3 separate regions of the Homo sapiens genome follow, and regions 2 and 3 are each linked to region 1. Evidence: chromatin loops called from intact Hi-C (ENCODE). Cell type or tissue: psoas muscle. All regions are shown on one strand. Each heading gives the region's core, and the rest is flanking DNA. Links, peaks and the distances in the headings are about the cores only.

The links. Peaks named below come from ENCODE experiments on the same cell type or tissue, not always from the same donor. Only the 100,000 strongest peaks of a DNase experiment are listed, where the experiment ranks them.
Region 2: a loop joins it to region 1, with 3.0 times the contacts of the local background. A loop is called at or near these places in 2 of 110 quality-filtered maps.
Region 3: a loop joins it to region 1, with 2.7 times the contacts of the local background. A loop is called at or near these places in 3 of 110 quality-filtered maps.

Annotation. Positions count from the first base shown.
Region 1 is chr15:86,076,445-86,082,055 of GRCh38, reverse strand. It overlaps AGBL1 (AGBL carboxypeptidase 1), which reads right to left and starts at 2,185. Exons shown (of 23, transcript NM_001386094.1): 1 at 2,033-2,185. The coding sequence starts at 2,083. In psoas muscle, for the core only: no CTCF peak of the experiment used is centred there; a DNase peak (open chromatin) is centred at 2,375; H3K4me3 peaks cover 2,022 bases; H3K27ac peaks cover 3,631 bases.
Region 2 is chr15:85,884,146-85,889,756 of GRCh38, reverse strand. No RefSeq gene overlaps it. Among named protein-coding and RNA genes, the nearest start is that of MIR548AP, 61 kb to the right of the region's middle. In psoas muscle, for the core only: no CTCF peak of the experiment used is centred there; a DNase peak (open chromatin) is centred at 3,216; H3K27ac peaks cover 976 bases.
Region 3 is chr15:85,862,379-85,867,989 of GRCh38, reverse strand. No RefSeq gene overlaps it. Among named protein-coding and RNA genes, the nearest start is that of MIR548AP, 40 kb to the right of the region's middle. In psoas muscle, for the core only: a CTCF peak has its summit at 2,705 (motif pointing left); a DNase peak (open chromatin) is centred at 2,719.

The DNA of each region.
Region 1 (5,611 bases), core at 149-5,148:
TCAACTGAGGAGTAAACAGGAAGCGTGCTCCTGTTATCATAATGTTCTGCTTAATTGGGAACTAAGTAGAGTCTAGTGAACATAATTAAATCTTTCTTTGATAATTGGGAATCTAGCAGTGCCCCGGGGTGATCATGCTAAACATCAATTATCAATTCTCACTGGTGGGAATGCAGGCAATTGAGTTCAACCTGAAGTGACTTTGAGGCCGACTACAGGACATTCATTTTTACTGAACCCCTATTACCAACTTATTACTTTCCCTCTTTCCTAGACAGCTAGTGCAAGGAAAATTCTGTCCATGAGATATTTTCAGTTGTTTGAATCAGTTAATCAAGATCTCCATGCAACTATTCAGAAATTAGAAGAGGTCTCAGAATGTCAGCTTATTGTACCTGGTTATTAAATCAAATAAATCTAGCCAGATACAAATAAATCCTTGGATTTATTTTGCAAATTTCTTTTGAGGTCCACTCCTGCCTCCAGTACCCCTGGTCAGATACATTCTCACCTTGCATGAATCAGATAGAATGAGTCAAAGGACGCCAAGTCAACTGAATATTGAAGGCCCAGTTCTCCTACTATGTAGCCATTTGACATCAAGGAGCCTATTTCACTTCTGAGATTCCGTTTCCTTATCTGCACACCTGAAGGTTGCACTTATTGGTTCTTAAACTTTCAGGAATACAAATCTTCTTAAGAATCAGAGAAAAATGGCCAGGTACAGTGGCTCACGCCTGTAATCCCAGCATTTTGGGAGGCCGAGGTGGATTACCTGAGGTCAGGAGTTTGAGACCAGTCTGGCCGACATGGTGAAACCCCATCTCTACTAAAAATACAAAAAATTAGCCAGGCATGGTGGCAGGAGCCTATAATCCCACCTACTTGGGAGGCAGAGGCAGGAGAATTGCTTGAACCTGGGAGGCAAAAGTTGTAGTGAGTCGAGATCACACCATTGCACTCCAGCCTGGGCGACAGAGTGAGACGCTGTCTCAACAAAATAAAAACAAAAACAATCAGAGGAAAATTAAGAACATTTTTCCCAACAGGGAAAAAGGAAAATACGTACAAAATGTTTATATTCTAAACAGGGGAATGGGGTCATGGACCCCCCCCCGCCCCCACAAGCCCATCATCTTGTGACCCCTTCCAGGAACTTCCAGCTTAAACTCCTGGGGTAGAAGACCCCTTGGGCCTTTTTGAACACTGGCATCCTCTGAATCCAGCTAACTACAAGCATAGAGAGTAGTGGTTCTCAGCCTTAAATCTACATGGAGACCCCGGGGGAGTTTTCAAACTCTAACGCTCGGATTGATCCCTAGATCAGTTAAATCCATGTCTTTGGGGGTGGGTCCCAAGCATGAGTATTTTTTGACCCTCTCCAGGTGATTCTAATGTGCAGACAAGTTTGCAAACCACTGCTGTAGAACAAGAATTCTCAAAATTAGGAATGAATAGCATCCCCCAGGGAGAAGGCAGTTTCCCAGGCTACTGCCCTACATGATTCAAACACCTTCTAGTCAGATCCTGCCTGGGAAAATGCACTGATAGTCGGCATCCCAGGCCATTCTGATGTAACTACAATGTGGGAGCCCAGTAAGATAGCCATTTAGCAGGAGATACCCAGAAGGGTCCTCTCCTCACCTACCCTGTCCTCCCAGACAGCTCTGCATGCTCTCAGCAGGTCTCCAGCCTTATTCAGGAGGAGCCTCAACAGGTCCCCTTCATTTGCCAAACAGGCTTTTTCTCCACCTTTCCCATTTCTAGAAAACTCGGATCTTTTACCCAGAGCCTCTGATCCCACGAGGATCAATAATTTAAGCAGAACAATCATCAACATCGTCGTGTTTAATATTTGAATTCCATAGCATCACTTAGGTCAGCTTCAAGGTGAGAGCCGACTCCTGTTCTCTTGCTGTTAACAAACTGGGCCAGTGACTGCCAGAGGGGACTGTGTGCATAGCTCCCAGGCAGGCCAGCCCAGGCAAACACCCAGCCCGCCGGGTTCTGCACCCACTCTACCCTTTCCTACCTGAAGCGTGTGCAGCAGGACCTGTAGCCCACTAGCTTCTTGTTCGGCCATCCTTTTCTCGGGTCCTAGGGAACCGCTGCCTGCGGCCAGATCCAGGCTGGAGAGGCAGCGGCTGCCAAGCTGACCTCGCTGCCCGCCTCGCAGGAGACGACTGCCCGGAGGCCTCAGCTGCACATGCTGCTGAGTGTGAAGTCAGCGCGGTGCAACCCTAGACCTCGGCACAGGCGTGAATACCCACCGACTCCCACTGTGGGGATTAGGTGAGCCCCTGCTGTGGGGAGGGCTGAGCATTTGGGTGCAGGGGTGGGGAGGGCACCAGCATGAGTCACTCACCCACCTCCAGGCCCATGCAGGAGCAGAGCAAAGGAGAAGCCACCCTGGATGGCTGACAGGCATTCCCAGCTGACCTGGTCAGACTCCCTCTAGAGGCTCGCTCAGCCCGCCCCGCTACCCCACCCCACCTCTTTATTTTGGTCTGTTGCCGGCTCCCGGGTAACAGGAGACCCAAGAGTGCTTGCACAACTGTGGCAGTTCAGGGCATAGAAACCCAGGGCCCCCTGAGGTCCCAGGCTTAGAAACAGGAGCTCTGGCTGAAAAGGAAAATAAGTATTCTGGACATTTTTTATGGACCACGTCCCTTACGTAATCTTTTAATTTTTACAGTAACCTAATAGAGGTGGGTACTATTATGACTACCCTATCCCTGTTTTACAAATAAGAAAACTAAGGCACTGAAATGTTAAGCCACAAGAACACAGAGCTTAGAATTGCATGCCAGGCCTCAAACAGGCAAGCTGGCACCAGAACACAAGCACTACCCATTGCACCATCCTGCCTCTTGCTGCAGCAAACACTTCAAAGTAATGGAGGTCTGAGAGCCATGTCCTCAGCCTCAGGGACAGCAGATGCCCGGGACAAGTTTCCTTCAGACCAATGTAGAATCCATGATCACTTTCTATGTTTTCTGCTAGGGATGTGTGAGCAGAGTCTTAGCGACTAGCTTCTCCTCCTCCCCATATCAACACCCTTCAATGCTGACTTCTCAAAGTATGGTGCTAGGGCGTCACCTGGAAGCTTGTTACGCCTCTCCCCAGAACTACTGTGTCCGAAACTGCATTTAAACCAGATCCTCGGGGGATTTAGAGCTGGTTAACAAAATGACCAGAGGATTAAAGTTTGGAAATCTCCAATTTCGACTATATTGATTACATTGCCTGCGTGTTCAACAACTCTGACAATATTTGACCCAATAAACGAGTGCCCAGCAAGGTCAAAGCACAACTTTACTGTGTTGAAAGCTCGCTTTATTGCATGAAATTGGAGCGCTGAGCTCAGTGGAGATTCTGACTGAGAGCACGGTCAGGTATTATAGAAGAGTCTCAGTGACTGGGGGAGTGGGCTGCCAGCCAACACCCCCGTGCGGAGTTTAGGGAGATTCTGTGAGCATCACAAGCATTCATTAGGCAGGTACCAAGCACATTGGGGTGACTGAAGAAACTGCATTTCCAGATCCTGCTTGGCCTAAGTGTTCTGAAGTCCCGAGTCAGGGGTCAGGCCTGGCCAAACCCTCAATTCAAGGGCAAATTCATGTAGTCCTGCCCTCAAGAAATTTCCACTTAATGGCTTTAAATATGAAGGCCTCCCATCTTGGGAACTGACTATAAGCGCTCACATTTATGAAGCTTGCGGGGTGGGGTTGACGCCGTCTACCCCTACCCCAATTTCTCTACATCTGCTGCCAGGAGGGTAGAAATAGAGGTTCTCTATGGATTTCTATGGGAGGGTGACGCTTTTTAGGGCATGTGCTCTCTAATCCTCTAAGGCCCAGGGTGAAGGGAAGACAGAACTGTCTCATGTGATTGTCTTAAGGGGAGATCATTTCATGGTTGTCAACTGGAGGATAAAGAAAAGAGATGGGGGAAGAAAGAAACAAAACCATTTTCCCAACATAGACCTAAAAAATAGTTCAAAGATAAAAAGTAGTGAGAAGTCATAAAAATGACCTCAGAGGAGAGAACTAAAGGTTTTGTGGTCACACTCCCTGATATTAGAATTGGAGCAAAATTTTCTCCATTTTGAAGAGTGTCTCGGTTAAGCTGCCTGGAATTGCATAGGGCAGAAGTGAGATTAAAATCCTATATGTAAAGGATTGCTCTCTTCTACTTAATGATGACTTTCCCCCCACCGCAGTGCCAGGAACCTGGTTTCCAGTAAACCCCTTGTGAGATAAGGAATGGGCTCCCTCTCTTTCAGGTGACACATCTGCCTCCCATGCCCAGCTTGGCTGCTCTCCCCTTCATCCTCTGGAAAGTTACTGCCCACTTGGCCATGTGGATACATGTGGATGCCAGAGAAGGAACAAAGTGCTAGTTTTCACCCTCTAATTTTTCTAACAAAACTAGGATGTAGGCCAGCTTATTGTCAGCCCTCCGCCGCTCCTTCAGCACGCTCCTCCCTTATGCCTCAACAGAGCCCTGTGGAGACCCCAGCAACCCTGTTTCCCTGCCTAGCAGAACCCTCTTCACTCTCATAGTTAGGGAAAGCCCCAGAAGTACCCACACCCGAACTCCCCTCTCCTGAATTCTATCTTAATGACAGCCCATTCTGTTAGTGAACTGATTACTTTAGGCTGAAGTATAAATGGGTGACAGCAGGGAATTATGCTCTTCCCCAGTTAACATCTGGATTTTAGCAGGGACTCTCCTGAAAGGCAGGTGAGTGTGGAGTCTGCTTGGGCAATACAATATCCTACCCAGAGTAGACTGAAGTGAGTACTCATTAAACCACACGGGGCAGGCAAGAGGGGTTGGTCAGTGCCTAGGGCAGGCCATGGGGGAGGAGGCTTCTTTGTGAAGCTGAGAGAGGACTTCCTACACATTTTACATAATATCTTCTGAAGAAAGGGTTTAGGGAAGCCAGAGAGGAGGTTCAAGCAGAAATTCAGAGAGATCTTAGTCCTCTGGCTTTAAAGAAAGACACATTTCATGTAATCCAGAGATTCCTGTTGCAATTCAGGCATCCCCCAGACCACCTTCTGGTTTAGTGATTTGCTAGGACTCACAGTTATAGTTTATTACAGTGAAATGATACAGATCCACATAAGCAAAAAGAGAGAGGCACATAGAGCAGAGTCCAGGAGAGACCATACGTGAGCTTCCAGTTTTCCTTCCCCTATAGAGTTATGCAGCCAACACTCCCAGCAACAATGTGTGCAACACACACAGGGTATTGTCAACCATGGAAGCTCACTTAAGCCTTGGTGTCCAGGGTTTTATTGGGAGTTGGTCATGTAGACATGAATGGCCTTAGTCTCTATCCCTGCCAGAGGTCAAGCTTATACTGTGTTGCCCAGGGCCCCCAGGTAAACAAAGACACTCACGAGGCAGGACATTCCAAGGATTTAGAGATTAGCTCCCAGGGCTAGACGAGGAACAAATCTTCCTTTAGGCAAGATTAATCCTTTGCCGCACACCTGCCCTCTTATCCCATCATCTCAGACTCAAGACTCTCATATCTTATGAATAACACAGAGAAAGAAGTGCAGGCTTCTATAATTAGAAGAATTCGATAGTGAGCAGA
Region 2 (5,611 bases), core at 355-5,354, 190 kb after region 1:
ACTGATTAAATCATGCTATTTCTTGCTCTCTTTTGGTCTAATCTTAACTGCTGTTTTGGAGTAGTTTGTTTCTTGGGCTTTATAGTTTTTCTAGGAAGATATCCCGAGAACCCTGTAGAAAAGCTTTGGAGGGTTTACAGAACCCCCCACTGCACCCACTCCTTGTACTCTAGCAACTGTGACCCAATTTCTTTTTATGAAAATCCACCTGCCCTAATTTGCTTGGTAGAAATGTATACCAGAGTGACAGACCTTCCCCTAGCTGAGGGGTTAAGCACATCGTCAAGGCCAGACAAATTCAACTCACTCTCTCGCCCTCTCTTTCTTTTGGGACTTTGTGTCTTGAGCAGAGTGATACAAGAAAGGAGATAAATTATTAGAGATTTAAAATAATCGTCTACTTTATTATTTTCACACAAAATAATAAAATAGTAGTTCCATGTCACTCCTGAATTGGAAGTGGAATTGTTAGGAGTATGATGAACCGCCGGAACATGGTGGGGGCCGCATAGGGGCACTCCAGTGACTATCATAGCCAAATTCTTTACCACGGAGAGGTCTAAGGGCTGGGAAATATGGCCACACTTTCCCTTCTTCCACCTTCTCCCCTGCCTTAACATGTTTGATATTAACCAAAAAATGCTTAGTCTCTGATTACTACATGGGGATGGGGAAAGACAGAAGTAAAATAAAAGTTATAATCTTTGCCTTTTATATTATTTCTCTACTACACATCAGGTGCTTTGTATATAGTATACAATTTAAAACAGCAACCCGCTGTGTAGGTGCTATTATGCTCATTTCAGGATATAACTGAGGAGATAAGGCACCAGGGATAGCAGTGTCATAATTCCCTAGTTGTGTTCTGAAATGTGTGTAGCAAACCATGGAAATAGTTCTGGAGTGGATGGAGTTCTTTAGCCAAAGCAACCTCCTGGGATTATTATATAGAATATAGGTGCACACCATGCTAAGCATTTATTTATAAAACTTAAACATATCAGGCACAAAATGACTAAACAATAACATCAGGTATGATAGGAAGTTGCCCAATACCCAAACATAATATCGAAGGCAATGTCATCCATTGGGCTGAATGTTGAACACGTAAATCACATGAGTATCCTTATAACTGTTCCACCTTGCAAGCAAAATAGCAGGATAAAGTAACAGCCAGGCATGGAAATAATATATGGGCTGGTCCTCCAATATGACACCATGCCTCTTGTGTGCTGATTATCAGGGCCGCTTAGGGATGGGTCATCTTTGGGAGCTGGGCCTGAGTGAATGGCAGCAGACATCCAGGCCTGTTTCCTTAAGTGATAAGAAATGTGTAGATCTTTTGGTTCAGCAGAACCAATTCATCCCTGCAGGAATGCTCAGTCAACTGAGTCCTGGAGTCCTGTTGCTTACTCACCATGACTCTTCCGCCTCCCGTTTACACCTATATGCTCCTGACATCCTTCCACTAAACTCTTCCTCTGTGTAAATCAGCTAGACTCCATTTCTGTTGCAGGCAACCAAACACCCTGCTTCCTAGAGGCCACGAATGACAACTAAGAGAACAAAGCATCAGGCTTTCAACAGACGTGCCAGTCACATCCAGGATGTACTATGGTCTTCAGGGGGTAGAATCATTAAGCCTCTAGAACATGCTTCCTTCAATCGAAGGCCATTTAATAAGCACCCACTATGTTCTGCATCCCATGACAACAATTTTCAGAGCAAGAGAGAACGCAAAGCCATTTTGTCCTGTCCTATCTACCCTGTTCTCAAACATTTCCTCTGATTTGCAGGGCCCACGGGAGCCATTGGCCTGGTTATGTTTCAGTCAGTTTTCTCTGGAGTTAGCACTGAATAATTCCCTAAAACTTGCTAAGTATGTCAACATGCTGCTTTGATTGTTGTTACCCTCTTGTTCCAGGATTTTGGAACACATTTTCCTGGAGGCTGAGCTGAGCAAACCCAGACTTACCTGAGGGGCTTGTGAGGGCAGCAGAGAATGGAATTGATTTCTACTATTTTTAAGTATAATACACTTTTGAGCATTTGTGTCCCACCCAACTAAATGGAGCATGGTGAAAAAGAACAGGTTTTTAACATTTTTAATGATTGTCATATTAGCTTCTGCTTCTTGAGCGCTGTGTACCACTAGGTACCAGCAACTGTTTTAGGTGCTTTTATTAGCTTCTTCATTTAATCTTCGCTGGCAAGGAAGCAACTCAGAATGTAAGTGACGTGCCCAGTACGCTGCCCAGCTATAGAGCAGGAGATGCCAGGATTTAACTTCAGGATTTTTTTTTTTTTTTTGAGACAGAGTCCCACTCTATTGCCCAGGCTGGAGTGTGGTGGTACAATAACCCCTCCCTGTAGCCTCAAATTCCTGGGCTCAAGCAATCCTCCCACCCCAGCCTCCCAAGTAGTCGGACATGTGCCACTGTGACCAACTAATTTTCTTATTGTACAGATGGGGCCCTGCTATGTCACCCGGGCTGGTCTCAAACTCCTGGGTTCAAGAGATCCTCCTGCCTCAGCCTCCCAAAGTGCAGGGATTACAGGCACAAGTCACCACATCCAGCCTAAATTCAGGTTTTTTAATTCCAAAGCTTAAAGATTTCCCCAGCCTTCCTTGATAATCCCTCTAATAATAAGTGAGGTTTTTAGACATGCAGTAGCTCAAAGGTGGTTTAATCCAAACCTTCTTATGCAAGAGAACACTGAGGCCTGTGGATTCTTGACTAATGTGGGAATATGATTAGAACTCGGTTCTCCTGAATCCCAACCCACTTCCCTTTCTACTGTCTCATCCTACAAGAAACCTTCCCTAATGCCTTTGTGCTACATATTAGGTTGATTTTTTTATGTAAATTCTGCATAAATTCATATAAAGTGTATTACACTTAAGGCATTAAATTAACTCCCGTTCCTCTTTCCATCTCCCTATGGTTCCTAATTTTCAACTCCTCCTTATTTTGAACAGTCTCCAAGTTCCTCCTGCCCGTCTGCCAGAGCAGCTGCCAGCCCAGTTTATAGCAGACTCATTTTTGCAGGATACAGTCATTTGGGAATGGTCAGGGACATCAGGGAAGCCAGGACAGAAGCCGGACAGGGCTGATTTCAAGGGCAAAAGAACAGCTGGCACTTGGGACAGCCACTGCCAGCATCGAGAGGGCAAAGTGGGCCCTGGGGAACACGAAGGAACGCCTGCCCAGCAGCCAGCGAGAGCCAGAGCCTGGCGAGGCTTAACTGTCCCAGTGGCACTGTGTTGGGATGAACAGGTGCTCCCACAGATGACTGGGCAGCTCAGCTTCTAGCAGGGATGTGGTGTGGGGTAGACTGAGCAGGGAATTGCAGATACACACAGACCAAGAGACAACCACGCCCTTGCAAAGCAGTTGAGAATAGCAGCTGGGATGAAAGTACTTATTCTTCACTTGAGACAGAGTCTCTCTGTTGCCCAGACTGAAGTGCTGCGGCACAACCTCGGCTCACTGCAACCTTCGCCTCCCTAGTTCAAGCAGTTCTGCCGCCTTAGCCTCCCAAGTAGCTGGGATTACAGGCACCCACCACCATGCCCAGCTAATTTTTTTGTATTTTTAGTAGAGACGGGGTTTCACCACATTGGCCAGGCTGGCTTCGAACTCCTGACCTCAATCTGCCTGCCTCAGCCTCCCAAAGTGCTGGGATTACAGGCATGAGCCACTGTGTCCAGCCAGAAGTACTTATTCTTAGGGGAGTAGAAACATTTGACCTTCAGCCAGTCAGAGGCTAAAGGCAGCATGACTGGGGGTGGTGCTACTCAAAGGGTGGTCCTTATACATCAGCTTTACCTGGGAGCTGGTCAAAATGCTAATTCTCAGGTCTCACCCCAAACCTACTGAATTAGAACCTGCATTTTAATAAGAAACCCAAGTAATTCCTGTGCACAGTAAAGTGAGAAATGCTGGTCTAGGACAGGGATTCTCAGTGTGGTTTCCAGACCAGCAGCATCAGCATCACCTGAGAACTTGTTAGAAATGCAAATTGTCAGGCCTCACTTCCAGACCTCTGGGGAAGGGGCTCAGCACGTGGTTCTAATGAGCCATCCAGGTGACACTGGTACGCATTAAAGTTTGAGAAGCACTGATTTCAGAAACATCTTATGCATTTTGGAGACAGGCAATTCGGAGGAATCTCAGGAAAGGAATCCTGATTGCAGCTTGGAAGGAAGACCCAGAACACCGGCGCCAGCCAGCACCGTCTCCTGCTGCTCCAGCCTCCTGACACTCTTACCCACAGACAGCAGACCCAGAATCCAGGCTTCCCTTGCCAGCCCAGGAATTCCCAAGTTTCAGAGCTCAGCTGGTTGGAGGTCACTGCATTGAGTAGTGGCCGTTCCAAATTGGTACACCATATACAATCAAGCCAAACCCCAGAAGAAAACAGAACAGCCCAGATCTGTAATCCAGCCACCAGCTGAGGTCTCTCCACACTTAAGGACCAGATACTACCAGCTAGAACTTCACTCCTTGACCTGCGGAAACCCAGGATCCTCCCCCATGACTTCTGGGTGTTCTTAAAAAGCTTATTTCAGGGTCCCTTCTAGATTCAAGTTCTGCAGCTGAATCAAGTCAGCAGATGGACAACCTCACCCATCCTCACAGGGAGTCCCTTGCCCCATGGCATCAACCTGGATATGGGACCCAGCACATCTGTGGTTACTGTTTTATGAAATATATCCCACTAGGATTTTGAAGGTAGTACACTTTCATGAAGCCACTAGGGAAAGGGGCTCCAATCAAAGAAATACAAATCATTTCCAACTGAGTAGCAGCATCTCTATTCTTAAAAGCCCCAGAACCCACCAGAATGCTCTGACACCTTCCCCTCCCTATTGTGCTGAACCCCTGTAAACCTCAATAGAGAAGGCATCAGGTTCAAGAGGCTGAAGAGACCCAGAGCAAGCACATGAGACATAGGGCTTTATTACGGAGCTTACCTACAGAGAAGAGGGTCCAGTGGCTGTGGGTTTGACCCCCTTACCTGCAGAAATGGTCCAGTGGCAGCGGGCTGGACAAGATATCCATCTCATCTACGGCCCAGTGGTAGTGGGCTGGGCAGGAAAACCACAGCCACCTGCAAATAACATGTAGTTTATATAGCATTTTAATTTAACACCCTCTGCGTAATGACCTCCACCTGGCAAGCTTCATTTAACCCAAAACTCAGGGCTTCAATTCCCTATACAGCCCGTGTTCCATGGGGTAAGCTGTAGGCTCAGATGTTCATCATGGATAAGGAATGAATCTCTGGGTTGGCCACTCCCAGATTCCCTAGCTCAGAACACACATTCAGGTGTGTCTGCCATGCAGGGTCATTCTAAGTGTATGCTTAAATGATTGCTATTGGGTGCATTTACCCCACATTCCCCTCTGATCTTCTCTCTGCTCCTCTCTTCTTTACGCCCACATCATCAAATTTCTATTTATTTATAATACAAAGAAATTCGCGTCTTGACTCTCTATAAACTATGCTTTCAACATCTTACCTTCTATACCAAGCAGGATCTTTTCTTAAATATTTTCTTCTCTAAAAGGCATTCCCTTTATCAACTATATAAATACAGGAATAG
Region 3 (5,611 bases), core at 355-5,354, 210 kb after region 1:
CTGGGTATGGTCAGTGACCAGGGTTGTGGGGATAGGAGGCCCTGAGGTGGGAGGATCACCTGAACCTGGGAGGTCAAGGCTGTAGTGCTCCTTGATCATGCTGCTGCACTCTAGCCTGGGTGACAAAGACAGACTGTCTCAAACAAACAAACAAAGCAGTGGGGGTGGACTGGAGGAGAAGCAAATGATCTCAACAGATTTTTCTCAAAAGAAGAAATACAAATGGCCAACAAATAAATGAAAAAATGTTCAATATCACTAATCATCAGGGAAATGCAAATCAAAACCACAGTGAGGTATCATCTCACCCAGTTAGAGTGTAAAGTGGCTATCATCAGAAAGACAAAAAATAACGAATGCCGGTGAAGATATGGAGAAAAGGGAGCTCATCTACCATTGATGGGATTGTAAATTAGTACAGCCACTATGGAGGAAGTGTGGAGGCTTCTCAAGAAACTACAAATAGAACTACTGTAAGTTCTGCAATTCCACTATTGGGCAGTTTTCCAAAGGAAAGGAAATCAGTATATTGAAGAGACTTTGCACTCCCACGTTTATTGCAGCGCTATTCACTATAGCCCAGATATGAAACCAATCTAGGTGTCCAACAAAGATGAATGAAGAAAATGTGGTGTATATGCACAAAGGAATACTATCCAGTCATAAAAAAGAATGAAATCCTGTTTTCGCAGCAACATGGATGGAACTGGAGGACATTATGTTAAATAAAATAAGCCAGGAACAGGAAGTTAAACACCACATGTTCTCATTCATATGGAAGCTAAAAACAGTTGCTCTCATAGAAGTAAAAAGTAAAACAGAAGATGCTAAAGGCTGGGAAGTATAGAGGGCAGGGAGGAATAGGGAGAGATTTGTTACAGGATACAAAATCACACCTAGATGAGGAGAATAAGTTGCAGTGTTCTATAGCACTGTAGGATGACCATAATTAACAATAAGATACTAGATATTAATAGTTTCGGGTAACTAGAAGGAGGATGTTGTACGTTCCCAACACAAAGAAGTGATAAGTGTTTGAGATGGTGAGTGTGCTAACTACCCTGATCACTATATATTATGTGTATTGCAGCTTCACTATCAACCTCATAATTATGTACAATTATTATGCCAATTTAAAATTTTTTTATTTTAAATTTTTTTTAATTTTAATGTTGAAAAAGAAGTTAGACAGCAGCCAGACCATGCAGGGCTGTGAAGGCATGGCAAGGAGTTTGGAAGCTATTCTGGGCATGGTGGGAAGCCATAGGAAGGTTTTGAGCAAAGGCATGGCCTCATCTGACTAACACTTTCAGAGCATCTCTCTGGCTGCTGCAGGGAGCGTACAGACCAGCGAGTCAAGGGAGGAGGTGGGGTGGCCGTTCAGGATTGCTGCAGGCGCAGGACAAGAATGAGTTCTCTGCCCGAGGTCTGATACCTTAGCTAGGTGTTCAAATTTAGCATCGTCAGTAATGGGACCACATGACATCATGTGCCGCCTGAAGTGATGTAACAGGAAGGATGCCAGATTGCCCTGGTAGTATTCTTGCCAAGATACTTAACCTGGATTAATAATCCAGAATCAGTAAGACAAATCCAGAGTGCTGGGCATTCTACAAAACACATGAACCGGACTGTTGAGAAATGTCAATGTCATAAAAGATCAAAAGCGGAGGAGGAGAGCTCTACAAAAAAGGTGACATGACAACTACATGAGGGTGTGATACTCAAATGGACTCTGTAGCAGGGGATTGAAAATTACTATAGGCCAGGCGAGGTGGCTCACACCTGTAATCCCAGCACTTTGGGAGGCCGCGGCAGTCGGATCATTGGAGGTCAGGAGTTCAAGAACAGCCTAGCTGACATGGTGAAACCCCATCTGTACTACAAATACAAAAAAATTAGCCAGGTGTGGTGGCACACGCCTGTAATCCCTGCTACTTGGGAGGTAGAGGCTGCAGTGAGCTGAGATCACACCACTGCACTCCAGCCTCTGCCACAGAGTGAGACTCCATCTCAAAGAAGGAAGGAAAGAAAGACAGAGAGAAAGAAAGGAAGGAAGGAAGGAAGGAAGGAAGGAAGGAATGAAGGAAGGAAGGAAGGGAAAGAAAGAAAATTATTGTAAAGAACATTGCTGGGACCGTTGGGGCAATTTAAATGTGATTATAAATTAAGTAATGTATCAATGTTAAGGTTCTTGGATATGGTGATGTTGTGGTTATATAAAGAAATGTCTTTATTCTTAGAAGACGTGTTGAATTATTGAGAGGTAAAGTGTCAGGGTGTCTGCAACTATCAAAGCTTTCATCCAGAGGAAGAGAGAGAAAGATGAAATAAATGTGGCTAAATGTGATAATTTGATGAATCCCAGTGAAGACCAAGAAGATGTTCATCTTCCAGCTTTTCTATAGGTTTGAAACTTTTCAGAGTGAAAAGTTGGGAGGATGGAAAAAGAAGTAAATAAATAAATGAATCAATTGAGTCAACAATTGAGATTCCTTTTCCCTAAGACCTTTATAAGCAGTTTGCTCACATTGATTCTGATGTGGACAGTTCTGGATGTAAAGGGGGCAGGCCTAGAATGAATGATCTTTCCTGGCGTCTTCCAGATTGCAGATGTACGTTTGGTTTGGTTTGGTTTGGTTTTTAATTTGGGAATTACAAAAGCAGCAGGGACCCTGTGCGAAGCTTGAGCGGCTGCTGCCATCTTGTGGATCTCAGCACTTCTGCAAAGTTGGAAACATATTCCAGGTCACTGCAGGCTAAGGAGCCCCCCTCCACAGCCTGGGAAGGAATGCCCTGGAGGTTAAAGGTGTAAGTACTTTTGTTAACTTCCTTCCAGAGTGAGTGACGATGCAGCCTACATCCTTCAGTGGGTTCTCTGGATGCACAGGGTCCTCCGCCTTTAAAGTCAGCAGGCCTGACAAAACTTGCATCGATTTCACTCTGCAAAATTCAGGCTAGGGAGCCATTGAGTGGGAATTTACTGACATTTGCACGCAATATTGACTTGTTGGCATTGTTTTCTTATTCATGAAGTCTCATAAAAATGATACTGGGCACTTCTGATACCAGCTTTTCAAACCTCTAATTGGTTCACAGACAAAGCTTTGAAAGCAGGTGTGGGAGGGTCACGATCAGAGACAGTGAGAAAGAGGAGGGAGTGGACTACCTTAGAAGGAGAGCGGGAGGAGGAGCCAGAAAAAAAACTAGCTTCTAGATTTTCTTTGCAGGCAGGGTGGATGTGGTAAGAAGCTCTGAGGACTTTCAGGCTAGGTGGACTTGGGTTTGCATTTCAGCACTGAGGTGCCACTTTCTGCTTGGGGCAGCTTAGACATCTCCTGGGGATTGTTATCTGAATGGTGGTGATAACACATAGGGGATTATGTTAAGGACTGAGGATGTTTTAAGGCAGCAGTTTTAAACTTGAGCAAGCCCCAGAATAATCTAAAGGGTTAAAACATAGATTTCTACCCCGACTCCTCCCCCAGAGTCTCTGATTCAGCAGGTCCCAGGTGGTCCCAAGCATCTGCATTTCTTTTTTTTTTTGAGACAGAGTCTGGCTGTGTTGCCCAGGCTGGAGTGCAATGGCAAGATCTCGGCTCACTGCAACCTCTGCCTCCCGTGTTCAAGCAATTCTCCTGCCTCAGCCTCCCAAGTAGCTAGGACTACCGGCACATGCCACCATGCCCAGCTAATTTTTGTATTCTTAGCAGAGATGGGGTTTTGCCATGTTGGCCAGGCTGGTCTTGAACTCCTGACCCCAAGTGATCCTCCCACCTCTGCATTTCTAATAAGTTCCCAGGCAGCGCTGATGCTGCAGGTCTGGTTACCATGCTTTGAGAACCATTGTTTTAAGGACTAAAATGGCATAAACATATGGTAAGCATGGGGTAGGTAGTCAACAATCAATCAGACCTCTGCCTGACACTTCCCAGGGCTCCTTCCAACACACCCCCTTTGAGTAGGCACAAGCATTTCTGAGACTGAGTATATCTCTACAAGACATGTCCTGGGTGTTTATCTTAGACATGAGATAAAGCAAAGTTCTCACAGTAGTGCAGGGAAAAGACCCACGTGGGCTTAGGCTGGGATTTCAGGCACTGAGTGGTGCGGCTCAGGCTTGGATGGGCACAGTTGCTTGGCCCCACCCTGTGCAGAGACGTTTGACTGAAAAAGACACAGGCCTTTTTTTTTTTTTTTAATTTTACTTTAAGTTCTGGGATACATGTGCAGAATGTGCAGGTTTGTTACATAGGTATACATGTGCCATGGTTGTTTGCTGTACCTATCACCCGTCATCTAGGTTTTAAGCCCCGTATGCATTAGGTATTTGTCCTAATGCTCTCCCTCTCCTTACTTCCAACTCCCTGACAGGCCCCAGAGTGTGATGTTCCCCTCCCTATGTCCATGTGTTCTCATTGTTCAACTCCCACTTATGAGTGAGAACATGCGGTGTTTGGTTTTCTGTTCCTGTTTTAGTTTGCTGAGAATGATGGCTTCCAGCTACATCCATTTCTCTGCAAAGGACATGAACTCATCCTTCTTTATGGCTGCATGGTATTCCATGGTGTATATGTGCCACATTTTCTTTATCCAGTCTATCATTGATGGGCATTTGGGTTGGTTCCAAGTCCTTGCTATTGTAAATCATGCTGCAATAAACACACGTCTGCATGTGAAGACACAGGTCTTATGATGGAATAAGACACTGGACACAGGTCTTATGATGGAATGACAATACCCTGAAGAAGCACCTGAGAAGGAGCCTGTCTTGCCCAAGTCTAAGGGCAGGGCTGGTTTGGCCTACACGATATCCATTTCCCCATCTCTGGGAATAACACCTCAATCTCCCTTTGGGGAGCCACTCTCCACCATCCCTGTCCGTGTGGTTCAAGTGGGGCCCCCTCCTCACTCCTGCCGCATGGGCTTGTGCCATTCACACCCAACACAGAAGTGCGTGGTCGACGGAGTAAGCAGGTCTGAAATCCAGCCGTTCTCTGCCAGCAAAGCATGTGCTGCTTAGCCCAGTGGAAGGGGCGCCCTTTTGTTACTCACCTACCCTAAACGGTCACCCCATCACCTCTCCAGGACCAAGGTCCATTCCATTCCTGACCACAGTAAGCAAAAGGATCACTAGCAAAAATCCCTGACACAGCAGACCACATCGATGGCAGCGCATGGGAAAGAGACCTGAAGGTTTAGTTATTTCACAAGCCCAGTGAGCCAACAGATTGATACAGCTATCAAAAAGCCAGAGGGAGACAAAAGTCTAGAGCTGTCTTCAACCGTATTTATGGAAGTCTAGCATTCAGATCAAAGCAAGTCACGAATCCGATGTGATTTACACCAATCAGGCCATAATAATTAATTTACATTCTTAATAACAAATTAGGTCTGTGAAAAAAACTAAAAGCGGACAATAATCAAAAGCAAACTCCAAATGTAGTTCAGGTGTAAATTCTGTGTGTTCTTTCAAGGTTTAATATAAAGGTTCTCAACCCTAATTGCACATTAGATTCAACTGGGGAGCTTTTAAAACTATTTGTGCTGGAGCACCCCCGCCCTCAAGACTCTGATTTAATTGGACTGCGGTGGGACCCAGGTAACAGTA